Linked DNA regions of Homo sapiens: region 1 is linked to region 2. A link is a loop called in an ENCODE intact Hi-C map of the cell type or tissue named here. Cell type or tissue: GM12878. All regions are shown on one strand. Links, peaks and the distances in the headings refer to the core of each region. The heading gives the core; the rest is flanking DNA. Region 1 overlaps NSRP1 (nuclear speckle splicing regulatory protein 1). Region 2 overlaps NSRP1 (nuclear speckle splicing regulatory protein 1).

Region 1 (9,293 bases), core at 559-8,558, 49 kb before region 2:
TCCTTGTGCCTTTCCCACTCTTTCATTTTACCTTCCAGTGCAGCAGCCCTCTTTTCTCTTTCTTCTTCTTCAGCTCTCTCTTGCAGTTTTTTCTTATATGCAGATGTCACAAATGCTTCTTTATCATCAAACTCCCCCTTTTCCATTTCTCGTTCTCTCTGTATTTTCTTTTCCATTCTTTTTTCCTGTTCCTTTTTTCTGATCTCAACTGCTTTTAGCAAGTTGTGAATATACTTGGGCTAAGGAAATAAAAAAGATTTAGGAAAAGAGTAAAAAAATAGTAATTGTTAATATTATAATTTTTATAATGAATTCATTAAGATAGAAATGATTGGCCCAAATAAGATTGTCTTCCCTACATTCAATATAAACTTACTAGCAAGATTAATATTGAAACTGTTTTCCATAAAAATTTAGGTGTAGCAGAGATAGAAATTGTTTATAATGCGATTTAACTTTAATAAAACATCAAACTAAATATAATTTTTTTCTTTTTTCTGGTATTATCTTAATTAAAAAAAAATCAGAAAAGTTCCTGCTAGTTTTTCACATTTAGTAGAAATATGACTATTTAAAATAGTAGCTTAATATAATTTTATACCATCACTCTACTAGTAGATAACTGTCAGATGCAAATGCCCTTAAAAATCAGCCTGTGCTTGTGAAAGAACAAGAGTTGATAGAAAGAAAATCTGAACTTATTTCAGTTTTTACCCCTCCCAAATTTTTTTCTCACTGAAAATAAAATCATGATAGGTGCAGGCAGATGATTCAGTTACCAGCTAGGAAGAAATGAAAAAATGAGAGGGTAATAAAACACAAATAAACATACACAGGGCAGGAACAGTACAAATTTGGTACATTAGAATTCCAAGGAAAAGTTTTCAAAAAACTATTTGCAAAGGTTTCAAAGCAAAAAGCAAAATTGTTAGATAATTCACCTGGCCTATTAGGATAATATGTAGTGCTGCTTGAGTTCTACAATCAAATTTGTAATATCTGGAATTAGGGACTCTTCACACCTCACATACCTAAAAGCTTTTTCTCAGATCATTCTCATGTTAAAATAAGATTAAGACACAAAATGTAGGTCAAGGTCAAAGAAAGTTTGTTATTTCAGCTTACAAACCTTTCTGTCTTTCCCCAAAAGCAATTTGGGATTATTTTCCTCCTTTTTTTTCTGCATTTCATCATAAATACTGTCATATTCATACACAGTAGCATCTTCTGCAAGGGCCTTCTGGATTTCCAGTTTGGTCTTAAAAAAAAATTAAACATGTTTCAAAAATATGAGCCAGCCAATAGATACAACAAAGTCTATGCTTTTTGAGAATGGTTCATAAATTGAAAATATATCATAAAAATTACAATCACATTTTTAGATAGGAAATACAAATAAACTCTGGAGCCAGGCTGCCTGGGTATGAATGCTGGCTCTACACTTACTAATTACTCCGGGCAAGTTTGTTTGTAATCTTTTGGTACCTTAATTTCCTCATCTAGAAGAGAAAGAATAATGACTATATTTACATTCTAAGCTGTTATAATTAAATGACTAAACTTAAAACAGAGCCTGATAGAGAATAAGTATTCAATAAACATCAACTATTATTATCATTTATTCATTTGTATATAATTATACCCATCAAAAGGTCAAAAGGTACGATGGAAACACCTAACCTTGGTTTTGAGAGGCCTGTATTATATATTAAACTTTCATTATCATTTTTAGAGTTGTTAAACATAAAGTCTCTGCCTTTATCATGTTCCTTCCATCTCAAATGATGTTTTTTTCTCCTCTTTCAAGCGATCAAAATCTTACCCAGTGTTTCAGGGCCAGCCCTACTTCTTCTATGAGCCCATTTCTGAGGCCTCTAACCCCCAATGATCTTTCTTCTAAACTCTGAGGAACATTCTATTCTGCAATATTTACACTAGATTTTTTTTTTTTTTAAAGCGATGGGGTCTCGCTCTGTCGCACTGGCTGGAGTGCCAGTGGTGTGATCTTGGCTCACTGCAACCTCTGCCTCCCAGGCTTCAAGTGATCCTCTCACTTCAGCCACCCAAGTAGCTGGGACTACAGGCGTGTGCCACCATGCCTGGCTAATTTTTATATGTTTTGTAGAGACAGAGTTTCACCATGTTGCTCAGGCTGGTCTTGAACTCCTGGGCTCAAATGATCCACCCACCTCAGCGCCCCCCAAAGTGCTGGAATTACATGCGTGAGCCACCATGCCAGGCATGGGCGTTTTTACTTCCTGTTTTACAAATCTTAGCCTTTTGCCCCCGGTTGTAAATTCCTGAGGTACAGAGTCTACACACTTTGATTTTTTCCTCAATTGCTAGATTGGCTAATGTAGAACCCAAGAGGGATCCTTTTTAAGTGATAGGATGATATAATTATTCAAAAGAATCTATCTGATAGACTAGGGTTTTTACATACCAACATTTAAACTCTGAATAATGCACATGCTAACTGAAAAACTTTTTTTCTAGAATATTGTTTAAAATATTAAGAAATTCATTTTTTTCACTTCTCAACCTTTAGAAAGTGAAAGATTCTCCTGCCTAGATGTTGAATTGGCACTCCTGCTCACTCCCCAAAACCAGCCTGGATAACACAAAGAGGGAAACATGGAATCTAAGAAATAATCACCACTACAATAACAAAAAGCAAGGAAAAAGGGAGACTGAGGGCTGTTTTTTTTTTGGGGGGGGGGGGACGAAGTCTTGCACTGTTGTCCTGGCTGGTGTGCAGTGGTAGGATCTTGGCTCGCTGCAACCTCCGCCTCCTGGGTTCAAGCGATTCCCCTGCCTCAGCCTCCTGAGTAGCTAGGATTACAGGCACCTGCTACCATGCCTGGCTAATTTTTTGTATTTTTAGTAGAGACGGAGTTTCACTATGTTGGTCAAGCTGTTCTCGAACTCCTGACCTCGTGATCTACCCACCTTGGCCTTCCAAAGTACAGGGATTACATGCATGAGCCACTGCACCCGGCCAGGGCTGTTTTAAACTGATGACATGCCTTTGTATATGTTGGGAGGAGAGCTGTAGGGGAGCACTTGAGTAGATATGTTACTATTAACTATGTTGCAACATAAATAAAGCAAAAATTGAACAGATATTCAAGGAAAAATAGACAAATCCATAATCACAGTGGGAGATTTAACATATGCCTCTCAGTAACAGAACAGACAAAACAAAACAAAACAAAACAAAACAACAACAACAACAAAAAAAAACAGTATGAATATATATGGATTAACACAACTGGCCCAATGGACACATAGAGAACATTTTCTTTTTTCTTTTTTTTTGGGGGGGGGGTTCGGAGTCTTGCTCTGTTGCCTAGCCTGGAGTGCAGTGGCACCATCTTGGCTCACTGCAACCTCCACCTCCTGTGTTCAAGTGACTCTCCTGCCTCAGCCTCCTGAGTAGCTGGGACTACAGGTGCACACCACCATGCCCGGCTAATTTTTGTATCAATACAGAACATTTTCAAACACAGAGGAAATATTTATAAAAACTGACTATATACTGGACCATAAAGTAAACCTCTACAGGTTTTAAAGGAATGAAACAATACAGTGCAGTGTCTTGGAATCCAAAATAATCATGTTAGGGACTGGGTGTGGCAACTCATGCCTGTAATCCCAACACTTTGGGGGGCGAAGACGGGCGGATCTCCTGAGGTGAAGAGAGCGCCTGGCCATCTAAAAATATAAAAATTAGCCAGGTGTGGTGATGCACACCTGAAATCCCAGCTATCAGGAGGCTAAGGCAGAAAAATCGCTTGAATCCAGGAGGTGGAGGTTGCAGTGAGCTGAGATCGTGCCGCTGCACTCCAGCCTAGGTACAGAGCAAGACTCCATCTCAAAAACAAAAACAAAAACAAAACAAAACAAAACAAAACAAAAAACCCCAAAAAACAAACAAGCAAAAAACCAAAGTAATCACATTAGGAATGAATAACAAAAAGGTAATCAAAAACCTCCGTTATGTTCAGAAATTAATAATAGATGGGTCAAACAAGAAATCATAATGCAAATCAGAAAATGTTTTGCATGAAACAACAAAAATACTGCCTATCAAAATCTGTAAGATACAGCTACAGAAGTACTTAGAGGGAAACATATAGCCTTAAATGCATATATTAGAAAAGAGAACAGAAAACAGAGCTATGCAGCAATCTCAAAAAGTTAGAAAAATAACAAAATAAACCCAAAGAAAACAGAATGAAGAACACACTGATCTGTCAGGACAGAAAATGAAGTAGAAACAAACAAAATGTATATAGTATCATATTAGCTCATTGTATAAGGCTCGCCAAACCTTGGTATTATCAGACTTTTTCAATCTAGATAATTGCAGCGAAAGAAAAGGAAACCATCCTATTCTGCCCAGTCTCACTTATGATGCAAAAATCTTCAATACTTAAAAACTCTTAATGAAGCTTTAGTAAGCCAAATGCAACAATATATGAAAATGATAACATTTTATGCTTATGTTAAGTTTATACCACTTATGTGAAGTTACAATGATTGATTTTCTAAAGTTAAGCTGACTTTACATTATTGGTATAAAACCAACATGGTCATGAAGCAGTATCCTTTTTGTATGTAGTTCACCATTTAAACAAATAAACAAACAACAAAACCCTCCAACTAAGAAAATAATTTCCTTAGATTAGCAACAAATATCTATCAGAGACCTACAGCAAATGTTTTATTTACTGATGACATACTGAAAGTTTTCCCAATGAAACGGAATATGACAATAATGTTGCCATCATCAGTTCTGTAAACTTGAGGTCCACATAGAAGAAAAAAATAGTTTAAAGTACCCCATTTTAAAAAGCATTTTCTCTAAGATTTAGTAAATGCAATCAAGCTAGTATTCTTCATAGTAAAATGAAAAATAATTTCAATTCGTATGGATAAAGACATTCGATGAGCTGAATCAATCAAGTGGGGAACAAAGGGAAAAGTATGTAATATAGGTGCGAGAAAAAATCAGCAGAAAGCAGGTGAAAGGTGTAAGAGTTGTAGCAGCATTCCTAATTTCCAAGCAAACTACAAAAAGTCCCACTAAACAGATAAAGTGGCTTGAACAAGACAGAGTTAAGAATAAAATCAGATTTGGGATTCATGCTTTAAGTGAAGAAAAAAAGGCAGCACAAAAATGTTAAAATAATCCTGGAAAACAAGATACCTGTATTACCTTGGATAAGTTACCCAACTCTCCAGAACTAAGTCTCCCATTTATATAGTGAGGAAGTTGAACTTAATGGTATCTCCAAAATTCTGACTCAAAGCACTCCAGTATTTATGTTAAATAATCACTGTTTTTTATGTTTTATGTGTATATTAAATCATTCTGAGGCTGCTGAGTTACACATTATATTTCACTGTGAAACTCTGACATTATCTTAAAATGACTAAATATATCCTTCTGTGCCAATTCGTCCGGGAGGGTGTGAAACACAGTGGTTAAAAGCCTAGGTTCTGAGGTTTCACTGTCTAGTTTTGAACACAGCCCTACCATTTATTAACTATGTGGTCTCATGCAAGTCACATAAATTCTTCTTGCCTTCATTTCCTTAACTATAAAATAAGGATTATAAAAGCATCTATCTCATAGAATTATTGTAAGAATTAAAGATCATTCTTAAAACATAGTTGTCATGATGCCTGGCACATAGAAAGTGCTTAATAAACTTATCTTTATGCAGGTTTCCAGTTAGACAAAGAGGAAATAGGACCAAAAATTATAAAGCTAATGGAGAGGATAAATAATTCAAAATGAAAAACAAAGGCACCTCGCTATTGTTTAATTTCATTACATTCTATAGCAGAAAATCTAAGATATACTAGTCTACAATAGCAGAAAAATTAGTAAACCTTCAGGCCTAGTTCGATAATTAATAGTATGATCTTAAGGAGCACTTTATCCTTTTTGAGTTTCAGATTTCTTAATCAGTACTATGGGCAAGTTTGTGAGAACTGTAAAAGATAAATGTATGTAAAAAGCACTTGGAAACAAGCACGTCTTTTAAAAATTATCAGGCCGCGCACGGTGGCTCACGCCTGTAATCCCAGCACTTCAGGAGGCTGAGGTTGGCGGATCACCTGAGGTCACGGGTTCCAGACCAGCCTGACCAACACGGTGAAACCCCGTCTCTACTAAAAATATAAAAATTAGCTGGGCATGGTGGCATGCGCCTTTAGTCCCAGCTACTCGGGAGGCTGAAGCAGGAGAATTGCCTGAACCCAGGAGATGGAGACTGCAGTGAGCCGAGAGTGCACCACGGCACTCCAGCCTGGGCAACAGAGCAAGACTCAATCTCAAAAAAAAAAAAAATCTATATATCTATATATCTATATATTTGTATCTATCTCTGATATTCTTCTTTCTGGGCAGATGAGTTTCAAATAATTATAAGTTTGTGAAACCATTTTGGTTGTGAAAAGGTTTTTTTTTTCCCTGCAAGTAAGCTCACTAGCAAGAATTTAATAATAACAACAGGCCAAACAATCCATTATTAGACTAATGAGTCATCTACAAGCAGAACTGGTTTAATCTATAGCACAGCAATAAGGAGCTAATTCTTCATTGTGTTTTTCCTTAAATCTATTCTGTTTTAGTCTCAGCACCTAGATACCAAAACTGATGCTTAAAAATGAGCCGGAATGCTTCACTGAATGCACTTATCCCAGTCTTCTACCTTACCTGTTTCATGGCCTGCTTCTTAGCAGCTTCCCTCTGAAGGCTTTCACTCACAGAGGTCTGTAAAACAGAAATATATTGTCACTTTTTAAACAAATTTAAAATTTCTTTTCCAGTACGAGCGTCCCCTATCTAAAATACATGGGACCAGAAGTGTTTTGTATTTCAGATTTTTAAAATACTTACTGGTTCAGCACCCCAAATCTGAAGATCTGATATCTGATGCTCCAATGAGCATTTCATTTGAGCTTCACATTAGTGCTCAAAAAAGTTTTAGATTTTAGAACATTTAGGATTTTTGATTTTCAGATTTGGGATGCTCAACCTGTTTTCTGGTTGGCAATGGTGCCTTACTTATAGTTAAAAGTAAAAAGATAATAATACAAATTAAACTAACATTTTCAGGGTTTTTTCCCTAAACTTCAGGAAATAAATGAATTTGCATTGTAAATCCTCAGAATAGATTATAAGGTATCAGAGAAAATAGAATGGTACAGGAAAAGATGAGTAAACATGAATTTTTAGTCCTAAATTCACTACTGTCATTCAACCTTTACAGATTTCAATTTGCTTCATGTGAACATGTGAGAGAGAGAGAGAGAGAGAGAGAGAGAGAGAGAGAGAGGGAGTGTGTGTGTGTGTGTGTGTGTGTGTGTGTGTGTGTGTGAGAAATGGGGAAAGACTGGTCTAGATAATATTTCAGGTACCTTCCAACACTAAAATGGTATGATTCCCAGCTTACAAAAAGCAAACTATTTTAATATTCACCACTCAATATAGTGTATCAAGCTCTCGGTTTATGTTTAAGGCTTAGGGACAGCAGCAACTATTCGTGGCAATAATCAAAAACTATGTACCAAAAAGCATGTTTAGGTCCTGAGGATAGTGAAAAAGCAAGAACAGTCTCAGTCTTAGGCCAGAGACTGAAACAAAATCTTGTTTTTCAGATAAACAGTCTGAAAGGGAAGACAATTAAAGAAATAATCACAATATATGGCCAGGCGCGGTGGCTCATGCCTGTAATCCCAGCACTTTGGGAGGCTGAGGCAGGCAGATCACTTGAGGCCAGGAGTTTTGAGACCAGCCTGGCCAACATGGTGAAACCCCGTCTCTACTGAAAATACAAAGATGAGCCGGGAGTGTTGGAGCACAGCTGTAATCCCAGCTACTTGAAAGGCTGAGACATGAGAATCACTTGCACCTGGGAGGCAGATGTTGCAGTGAGCCAAAATTGTGCCACTGCACTCCAGCCTGGGCAACAGAACCAGGCTCTGTCTCAAAAAAAAAAAAAAAAAAAAGACAATTACAATATAAATGTGATAAGCAATATAATAAAGGAATAAACAAAGCACTGTGGGAGCCCAGGGCAGAGAAGGCAACTAAATGTATATGAGGAATCAAGAATCCCTTTCCAAAAGAGATATGACATTAGACCAGAATCAAAGAGAATAAAAATGTAAAAGAATGCAAGAGGAAGATAGGAAGTAGTCATCACATGGGCAAAACTAAAGATTACATACAGCTAAGAAAAAAAAATACTTAAGAAAAATATGTTTCCTTAATAGTACAGGCTTTAATCATCAGGGAAATGTAAATCAGAACCACTAAGAGATAACACCTCACACCTGTTAGAATGGCTATTCTAAAAAAGTCAAAAAATAATAAAGGTTAGCATGGGTGCCAGAAAAGGGAATTCTTATATACTGCTGGTGCAGATGTAGGCTGGTACAGTCAATATGGAAAACAGTATGGAGGTTTATAAACAAATTAAAAATAGAACTACCATACAGCCTAGCAATCCCTCTTGGCATATAGCCAAAGGAAATGAAATCACCACCTGGTAAAGGTAGCTTCACTCCCATGTTCATTGCAGCATTATTTGCAATAGCCAGGTATGGAAACAATCTACCTGTTCATTGACAAATGAATGGATAAAGAAACTGTGGTAAATATGTATGATGGAGTATTATTCAGCCTTTAAAAAGGAGATCTTGCCATTTGCCACAATATGAATGGGCCTGGAGGACATTATGCTACATGGTAAGCCAGACACAAAAAGAAAAATAGTACCTGACATCATTTGTAAGTGGAATCTCTCACAGAGATAAAGAACTTAAAAACAATGGTTACTAGGGGTGGGGTGAGAGGAAATGGGAAGAGGTAGGTATGTAACAAGATGAACAAGTCTAGAGATCTAATGTACCACATGAGGACAATAGGTAATAAAATTGTACTATATATGGTATTCATGCTAAATGAGTAAATTGTAGCTGCTCTTGCCACAGAAACAAAAAAAGTATGTAAGATAATGGACATGTTAATTTGCTTTACTGTAGTAAACTTTTTACCATCTATATCCCATAATTGTTATATACCTTAATATGCACAATTAATTTTTTTCAAGTATCAGGATTTGCAAATATACTGACACTGAATTGTATAAAAGCATGAATTTTATGCTATGTGAATTACATCTTTTTAAAAAAGCCAAAATAAAGCTACTGATGCATTTTTAATTCTTTCATTTGTGGGGGCAAGGGCTACATGGGTTATCTCTGTCCCTCTC
Region 2 (9,293 bases), core at 679-8,678:
TGGTAGTGCATGACTGTAGTCTCAGCTACTTGGGAGGCTGAGGTGGGAGAATTGCTTGAGCCCAGGAGGTTGAGGCTACAGTGAGCTGTGACAGAGCCACTGCACTCTAGCCTGGACAACAGTGAGTCCCTGTCTCAAAATGAAATATTTTAAAAAAGAAAAAGAAAAATAAGGAGGACAGAATTTTCTTGCCATCTCCCCACTTCTAATAGAATTGTCTTAGTTCCATCCTTTTCCTTTTCTCTCTTCTTGCTTTTTCACTCTTAGCCAGTATGTTAAGGATGAAATTTTAGCAAATTGCAAAATTACTTTAAATCCCTCACTGTTTGATATACTCGGTACCATAAATTTACTAGTAATTCAGTTTAATAGCATATGAGAAAAGTTCACAAATTCTCAGCCATCATTAAAATAACCTAAATTTCCCAACATTTTCACAATATGCTTTGTCTTATCTATGTACAACTGTCTTTTTATTTGAACTATACTAGACTATATCTACAGAAGTAAGGCATTATCTGATTAAAACTGATGAAAAACCACAACTAAAACATTTTATTGATTTGGATGTACTATAATGTTCAGACAGATTAAAATTTTAACTTTTTCTTACCAATAGTAAGCCAAACAGGCTTCCAGCTAAAATAAGATTAATTTTTCATTAGGAAAACCAAACCTTCAACTTACTTTTTCAAGAAAATTTTTAAAAAGATTAAAGAGGAGAAATATCAAGAAATAGTGAAAGGAATGGAAGTGTATACACTTATGTAATCCTGTAACTTGCTAATGCTTCTTACTTTGGGAATACACAATTATGGTTATCTTTTTTTTTTTAAGCACTCACTTCCTTGTATTCGTCAAAATTATAACAAAATAATAATATGATTTTGAAAAAAAACTCACACTACCATGCTAAAAAGTAATCATTTTCATTTATTATTTTTTACTTATCTGTGCACCTATAGCATTGTACAACCCTAAGTATTCAATTTTGTATCCTTATTTCATCTACCTCATGCTTTTAAAATGTCCCAATATTTTCTCTCCTAGTCTTCTATCAGATAAAATGTGTTATATCTTTTTACATTTTAATATGATTTGGAAACTAAATACACTATGGGAAATCCTTAAAATTCACCATAATTTTTCTTAAAAAATAGTTGAAAATACAGAAAAGTATAAAAAAAAAAATCATGCCAGGCGTGGTGGCTCACACCTGTAATCCCAGCACTTGGGGACACCAAAGCAGGAGGATCACTTGAGGCCTGGAGTTCAAAATGAGCCTGGGCAATATAGCGAGACCCCCATCTCTACAAATTAAAAAAAAAAAAACAAAAAAACCACTCATTGTCTGCCATACAAAGATAACTACCATTAATATGAAATGCTTTATTGTCTTTTTTCCTTTTATCTATAACAAATTTGTATATATTTTTTCACTAAATGTTATTTCATGATGAATGTGATAGCCGTAGTATTGCACACACTTTACTTACTCATGCTTTCACTGTTGAAAGCTGGACTGGTCTTAAATTTTTACGATCATAAAGAGACCCAAGATAAATGCTTTTGAATACCTAAAAATATATTATATCAATTTCTGACAATTCCAAGACAAAATTTTAGAAAAGAAAATATTGGCAAGGTTTCTGTCTCCTGACTGATAATATTGGGTAAACAATAGTCAACTTTTAAAAGATTTATACTAATTTTTGGAATTGCTTTCCAGAAAAGGTCCATCTGCTTCCAAAAATGTGCATTAATTTATAACAAAAATTCGAGTGCAATTTCACAAAGATCTTGCCATTTCATTTTTAAAAAGTATTTGGCTAATATGATGGCAAAAAATGGTAGCTCACTATTGTCCTAAGTTTACATTTCTTATAGTAAAATTGAGTATTTTTAATGTTCATTAGATATTTCTATTTTTTCTATATTTGTCTCTAAATGTGTTTTCCTCTTTTTTTTCTGCTAGGGTTTTAATGTTTCCCTTATAATTTCTATAAATGCTTAACCTATAAAAGGAATATACTATGGCTTCTGAGTAATTTTATATATATAATTTTATATATATATATAACTACATATACATATATACACATACTAAGTTCACAGCCAGGTGCAGTGGCTCACACCTATAAGCCCAACACTTTGGGAGGCCAAAGCAGGTGGATCACTTGAGCCCAGGAGTTCAAGAGCAGCCTAGGCAACGCAGTGAGACTCTGTCTCTACAAAAAATAAATTAAAAAATTAGCCAGGCATGGTGGTGTGTGCCTGTGGTCCCAGCTACTTGGGAGGCTGAGGTGAGAGGCGTGCTTCGGCCTGGGAGGTTGAGGCTGCCATGAGTTGTGACTGCACAAATTGCACTCCATCCTGGGTGAAAGAGCAAGATCCTGTCTCAAAAAATGAAAAAAAATAATAAGTAATGTAAATTAAATAAAATGTAAAACTAAGTTAATAAATTTTAGCTATCTAAACTTAATACTCTCTTTTAAAGTGGTTAAAAAGTTTTGTCTCTTTATCCAAAAGCAACAACTAGGCCAGTTACAGTAGTTCACACCTATAATCCCGACACTTTGGGAGGCTGAGGCACAAGGATCACTAGAGGCCAGGAGTCTGAGACCAGCCTGGGAAACAGAGGGAGACCCTGTCTCTACAAAAAATAAACAAATTAGCCAGATGTGGTGGCACATCCCTGTGGTGCCAGCTACTGGAGTGTTTAAGTGAGAGGATCACTTGAGCCCAGAAGGTAGAGGTTGCAGTGAGCCGTGATCATACCACTGCACTCCAGCCTGGGCAGCAGAGCAAAACCTTGTCTCCAAAAAAAGTGCAACAATTTTCAGATTCTATACATCGTATCTCTTAATGGCATATAAATTATGTTACAAAACTAGATTTCACAAGTATACCATTGTTTAGAAATAAACATTTCAATTGCCGACATTAAAAGGAAAATTCATTATGCTCTGCAAAATGGGCAGGCATTTATCATAGATAAACATCTAAAAAACAGTTCTAGGTTTAATCTGTCATGCAACATCTAACCATCTTGGTCACTTAACACTCATTAAATATCTGTTATCAAAAATACTTTTGAGAACAATCATACAGACCAGTGGTCAGCAAGTTGTAGGCTATGGGTCAAATACAGCCCATCTCCATTTTTGTAAATAAAATTTTATTAAAACACATTTATTACTCATGCTCATAATTTACATATTGCCTAATGGCTGCTTTCACACTGAGAATGAAGTTGTACAGTTGCCCTGCAAGGCCTAAAACATTTACTATCTGGATCTTTACAATACAGACAGCTAAAACACCTGAATAAATAATCTTACTAATTTTTAGAAGCTAGCCTAGGCCAGGCATGGTGGCTCACACTTGTAATCCTAGCACTTTGGGAGGCCAAGGTGGGCGTTTTACTTTGAGCTCAAGAGCTTGAGACCCGCCTGGGCAACATGGCGAAACCCTGTCTCTACAAAAAAATACAAAAATGAGCCGAGAGTGGTGTCTCGCACCGGTGGTCCCAGCTACTCAGGAGGCGGAGGCTAAAAGATTGCTCAGGCTGGGAAGCGGAGGTTGCAGTGACCCAAAATCGCACCACTGCACTCCAGCCTGGGCAATAGAACAAGACTCTGTTTCAAAAAATAAATACGAAGCTAGGCTAGATGGCCAGATCCTAACTCATAGAGCTCATACTTTATCTAGTACAGTGACAAGACATGTATGTAAACAACTTATAATGCAAGCTTTTAAAAGCTAAGTGCAATAAGAAAGGTAAAGAGTGTAAGAAAAAGGAAGAGATTCTTTCCAGTGAGGAAAATCAAAGAAGGTATCTTGAAAGAAGTAGCTTTTGCGCTGGGTTTTGAAGGATGGCTATAATTTGGACATTAAAAAAATGGGGAGAAGACTTCCAGTGTAAAGAAAAGCAGAGCTGTGAAAAACTGCAAGCACGACAGTGTACTTTTTATGGAGGAACAGTTAGGAGAAAATGCTAGTAAGCATTCTAGGGGCAAAGCATAGAGAAGGTTTTCAAAGTCAAGATTAGCACTTTAGATTTTAAATATAATTACGTTCAGGACTGAGGATCAGTGATTATAACTGTGCTTTAGGAAGATCAATCTGACAATATCATAAATAATTTGAGAAGACAGATAATAAGGAAACTAGTTATGAAACAATTAAAATAATCCAACAGAAAAGAATGAACATGGTGACAGTGAGACCGGAAAATTATGACAGCAAAACCACTCACTTATGAATTGATAGCAGCATCAGAATATGCTTTCTTACTCATATGGTGTAAAAACTTTCACCACCCCCCCAACCATCTCTCCCACCTTGAACAAAATGATAATTATTTCTAACTTATTCTGACAATTTGAAAAAGAGGATCTACTAGGCCACGCATGGTGGCTCACGCCTGCAATCACAGCACTTTGGGAGGCTGAGGCAGGCAGATCCCTTGAGGCCAGGAGTTCAAGACCAGCCTGGCCAACATGGCAAAACCCCATCTCTACAAAAAATACAAAAATTAGCTGGGCCTGGTGGCGAACGCCTGTGATCCCAGCTACTTGGGAGGCTGAGGCACAAGAACTGCTTTAACTTGGGAGGTGGAGGCTGCAGTGACCCGAGATGCCGCCACTGCACTCCAGCCTGGATGACAGAGCTAGACTCTGTCTCAAAAAAGAAAGGAGGAACTGCTTAAATTATAATTAAAAGGGATAGACTACCACTTTCCCACTAAACTAACCCTGGATGCAAGCACAAAATGAAAACAATTCATGTGCTAGGGCTCCCTCTGCTGGACCACTAGAGAAAAAATCTGATCTTAAATGCTGCTGAATTGATAAAAAGAACAGATAAATTGGCTTCATAGCAGCTCCTTTCCAGGTGTATCAAATGCTTTCCTCAGGAGGGGAATAAGAAATTATCTTTCTTCTATATTTTCCACAGCACTAATAATTTAATTGTTGCTTAAATTGTTGACTAATTATGAAAGAGATTTTAATATATAGTCAAATCACACAAATTTTTTTTTAATCTTTTTTTTTGAGACGGAGTCTCGTTCTGTCACCCAGGCTGGAGTGCAGTGGCTTGATATCAGCTCACTCAACCTCTGCCTCCAGGGTTCAAGTGATTTTCCTGCCTCAGCCTGAGTAGCTGGGATTACAGGTGCCCACCACCATGTCCAGCTAATTTTTGTATTTTTAGTAGAGATGGTGTTTCACCATATTGGCCAGGCTGGTCTTGAACTACTGACCTCAAGTGATCTGCCCACCTCAGCCTCCCAAAGTGCTGGGATTATAGGCCTGAGCCACCATGACTGGCCAAATCTCACAAATATTTAAATATACTCAATAAATTTACTTCTCAGTAAAAAGACAAGCTGGAATTAACCAGACTGATTTTTTTATAGGTAAGGAAATTATTCTAAGGAATGGTTTTATATTCCGTTCACTAAGAAATAAGCTGCAGCTCCCTTGTCCATTGGCTTTGACCGGAAGGTAGGAGAACCTTTCTCTCTAAGACTGAATCTCCCAAATGTTTCTGCTCCTTCTGGACAAGCCCAGTTCCCACCAGGTAACTCTGGTCCCCAGCCTCCAAGAACCATCTCCTACTTGTATCCCTCTATATATCACTACTTGCTTCTTACTGCTGCTAATCTCTCGACTGCCTCATCATGCCCTTTTTGGCATCTCAAGTCTTCCATCACCTATGTTAACAATTCTCTGTATTAAAGTCCCACTACAGGAAGGAGGAAAAGAGGAAGAGCAGGAGGGAAGGAGAAAGCTAGCACAAAATGGCCCAGGCCTATCTTTGCTGACTCTAGTGTACCCACTGGCTAGCTAACACCAGCCTCATTTCACAATGGAAAAGAAACAGCAGTAACATCAAAAAACTCTCTAGATTACTTGTGTAAACCCATCCTTCTCAAACTGTGGTATGTTGTGGTCATTTCATATCGCTTTTTCTTTTTATTTTAGAGACAGGATCTCCCTCTGTTGCCCAGGCTGGAGTGCAGTAGCACAATCCTAGCTCACTGCAACCTCAAACCTGGGCTCAAGCAATTCTCCCCACCTGAGCCTTCCAAGTACCTAACATTACCAGTGCGTGCCACCACACTTTTTTTTTTTTTATAGAGACGGGGTCTCGCTGTTGCCCAGGCTGGACTTGAACTCCTAGCCTCAAGCGATTCTCCCACCTCAGCCTCCGAAAGTGCATGAGGGTACAGGCATGAGTTATCATGCCTGGCCATGATGCTTTGTGTTACACAGTATACCAGGGTGCTTTAATGTGAAATGCAAGATAAGCATGTCCAATCCTTCTGTTGTATCCATAGTAAGTGATTTTTATAATTATTTGTATATTAAACCACAAGGGTGCTAGAAAATTTAATGGTAAATAGACGATGGACGATTTAATGGTAAACAGTCTTCAACAAAAGGTGCTGGGACAACTGGATATCCATATGCAAATGAATGAAGTTGAACCCCCTCTCTCTTATTATTAAAAAAAAAAAATTTCAAAATGTATGAAAGACCTAAACTCAAGGACTAAAACAACAAAATTCTTAGAAGAAAACATAGTGGAAATCTTTGTGACCTCGGATTAGGCAATGGTTTCTTAGGTAGGACACTAAAGCACCAGCAACAGCAGCAAAAAATGTATTTCCTCAAAACAACTTTTGTGCTTCGAAGGATATTTTCAAGAAAAGTGAACAGACAACCCACAGAACAGGAGAATATACTTACAAACCATATATCTAATAAGATACTAAAGGAACTCTTACAATCCATAATAAAATGACAACCCAATTTAAAAAGAGGTAAAGCCGGGCACGGTGGCTCATGCCTGTAATCCCAGCACTTTGGAAGGCTGAGGCAGGCAGATCACAAGGTCAGGAGTTCGAGACCAGCCTGGCCAACATAGTGAAACCCCGTCTCTACTAAAAATACAAAAATTAGCTGGGCGTAGTGGCACATGCCTGTAATCCCAGCTGCACCTGTAGTCCTAGCTACTCGGGAGGCTGAAGCAGGGAAACTGGTTGAACCCAGGAGGTGGAGGTTGTAGTGAGCCAAGTTCGTGCCACTGCACTCCAGCCTGGGCTACAGAGCGAGACTCTGTCTCAAAAAATAAAATAAAATAAAAAGAGATAAATGTGGCTGGGAACAGTGGCTTGCACCTGTAGTCCCAGCACTTTGGGAAGCTGAGGCAGGAGGATTGCTTGAGGCCAGGTGTTCAAGACCAACCTGGCCAATATAGTGAGACCCCATCTCAATTTTAAATTTTTTTTAAAAAAAGGTAAATGACATGAATATACATTTCTCCAAAAACAAAAAAGTGTCCAACATTATTGGCCACCAGGGAAGTGCAAATCAAAGCCACAATGAGATACCACTGTACACCTTCTATATGGCTACAATAAAAAAGAAATGTTAGACAGGATGTGGAAGTGTCAAAACCCTCATACACTGCTGACAGGAATGCAAAATGGTGCAGCCATTTTGAAAAAGTCTGGCAGTTCCTCAAAAAATAAAACCAGGCCAGGTGTGGTGGCTCACACCTGTAATCCCAGCACTTTGGGAGGCCGAGGCAGGCAGATCACCTGAGGTCAGGAGTTCAAGAACAGGCTGGCCACCATGGTGAAAACCTGTCTCTACTAAAAGTACAAAATTAGCCAGGCATGGTGGCACACGCCTGTAATCCCAGCTACTCAGGAGGCTGAGGCGGGAGAATTGCTTGAAACAGGGAGGCAGAGATTGCAATAAGCCGAGATCACGCCACTGCACTCCAGCCTGGGTGAAGAGTAAAACTCCGTCTCAAAAAAAAAAAAAAAAAAAAAAAAAAAAAAAAAAAAAATATATATATATATATATATATATATATATATATGAAACCAGAGTTATCATATGAACCAGAAATTTCCATCCTAGGTACATATCCAATAGAATATCCAATGGAAATGAAAACATATCCACACAAAAAACCTATACACAAGTATTTATAGCAGCATTATTGCCAGAAATTGGGAAAAACCCAAATGCCTACCACTGATAGATAAAATATGGTACATTCATACAATGGAATATTATTCAGTAATAAAAAAAGAAATAAAGAGTACTGACACGTTACAATCTTGAGAACATCATGCTAAGTGAAAGAAGTCAGACACAAAAGAAAGCCTATTGCATGATTCTATTTATATGAAATGTGCAGAATAGGGAAACCCATAGAAACAGAAAGTAAATTAGTGGTTGCCAGGGTTTAGGGGTGGGGAGAATGGGGAGTGATGGTAATGGGTACACAGTTTCTTTCTGGGTGAGGAAAATGTTCTAAACAGTGGTGATGCCGGCACAACTCTTAAAAACCAGTGAATTGGCCGGGCGCGGCGGCTCACGCCTGTAATCCCAGCACTTTGGGAGGCCGGGCGAGGTGGATCACAAGGTCAGGGGTTCGAGACCAGCCTGATCAACATGGTGAAACTCCGTCTCTACTAAAAATACAAAAATTAGCTGGGTATGGTGGCAGGTGCCTGTAATCCCAGCTACTCAGGAGGCTGAGGCAGGAGAATTGCTTGAACCCGGGAGGTGGAGGTTGCAGTTGCAGTGAGCCGAGATCACGCCACCGCACTCCAGCCTGAGTGACAGAGACTCCGTCTCAAAAAAAAAAAAAAACACACACACACACGCACACACACAGTGAATTGTACACTTTAAAAGGGTAAAGTATACAGTGTGTGAATTATATATTTTTTTAATGAGGGAAAATGATGACCAAAAAAAAAAAAAAAAGATCTTGCATCAGGACTCCATCTCTTTCCCATATATTCAATGTGGCTGCCAGGTCCTACTTATTTCTGTGGTATCGCTCACATTTTTCCCCATTAATTCCCAATGACCTCAACCTAGGTTGAGATCTCTCACCTGAACTACTAAAAAAGCCTTCTAACAAGCATTTTTAAACTCATCTCTCATTTCTCCCTTTCTTTGTTTTACAATTCAAGAGTTATCTTCCCAAAAGTGTGATGATATCACCGAATTACTCAAAAACTACTTGAAAATATAAAGTTGAAATTTTATACGAAAAATTTAAGGTACTCCACAATCTGGCCCAATCCTGTTACAACCGTATCTGCAACATTTTTTCCTATATACCCTCTTCTCCAGCCACATTATTCCACAAAAATGCCTTGTACTTGTATGCCATTCTGTATTTCTTGCTGTTCTCTCCCAAATGAAATTATTTCACCTCTATTTTTGCCTATTTAAATCTAAACCAGCCTTGAA

The links. Hi-C counts contacts between places; a loop is a spot of excess contacts. Peaks named below come from ENCODE experiments on the same cell type or tissue, not always from the same donor. Only the 100,000 strongest peaks of a DNase experiment are listed, where the experiment ranks them.
Region 1: a loop joins it to region 2, with 2.7 times the contacts of the local background. A loop is called at or near these places in 7 of 110 quality-filtered maps.

Annotation. Positions count from the first base shown.
Region 1 is chr17:30,170,036-30,179,328 of GRCh38, reverse strand. NSRP1 (nuclear speckle splicing regulatory protein 1) reads right to left here. Exons shown (of 7, transcript NM_032141.4): 3 at 6,731-6,787; 4 at 1,130-1,258; 5 at 32-239. Among named protein-coding and RNA genes, the nearest start is that of MIR3184, 58 kb to the right of the region's middle. In GM12878, for the core only: no CTCF peak of the experiment used is centred there; a DNase peak (open chromatin) is centred at 5,508; H3K27ac peaks cover 390 bases.
Region 2 is chr17:30,120,959-30,130,251 of GRCh38, reverse strand. The region is part of intron 2 of NSRP1 (nuclear speckle splicing regulatory protein 1); the gene reads right to left. Among named protein-coding and RNA genes, the nearest start is that of MIR3184, 8.4 kb to the right of the region's middle. In GM12878, for the core only: a CTCF peak has its summit at 4,805 (motif pointing left); a DNase peak (open chromatin) is centred at 4,771.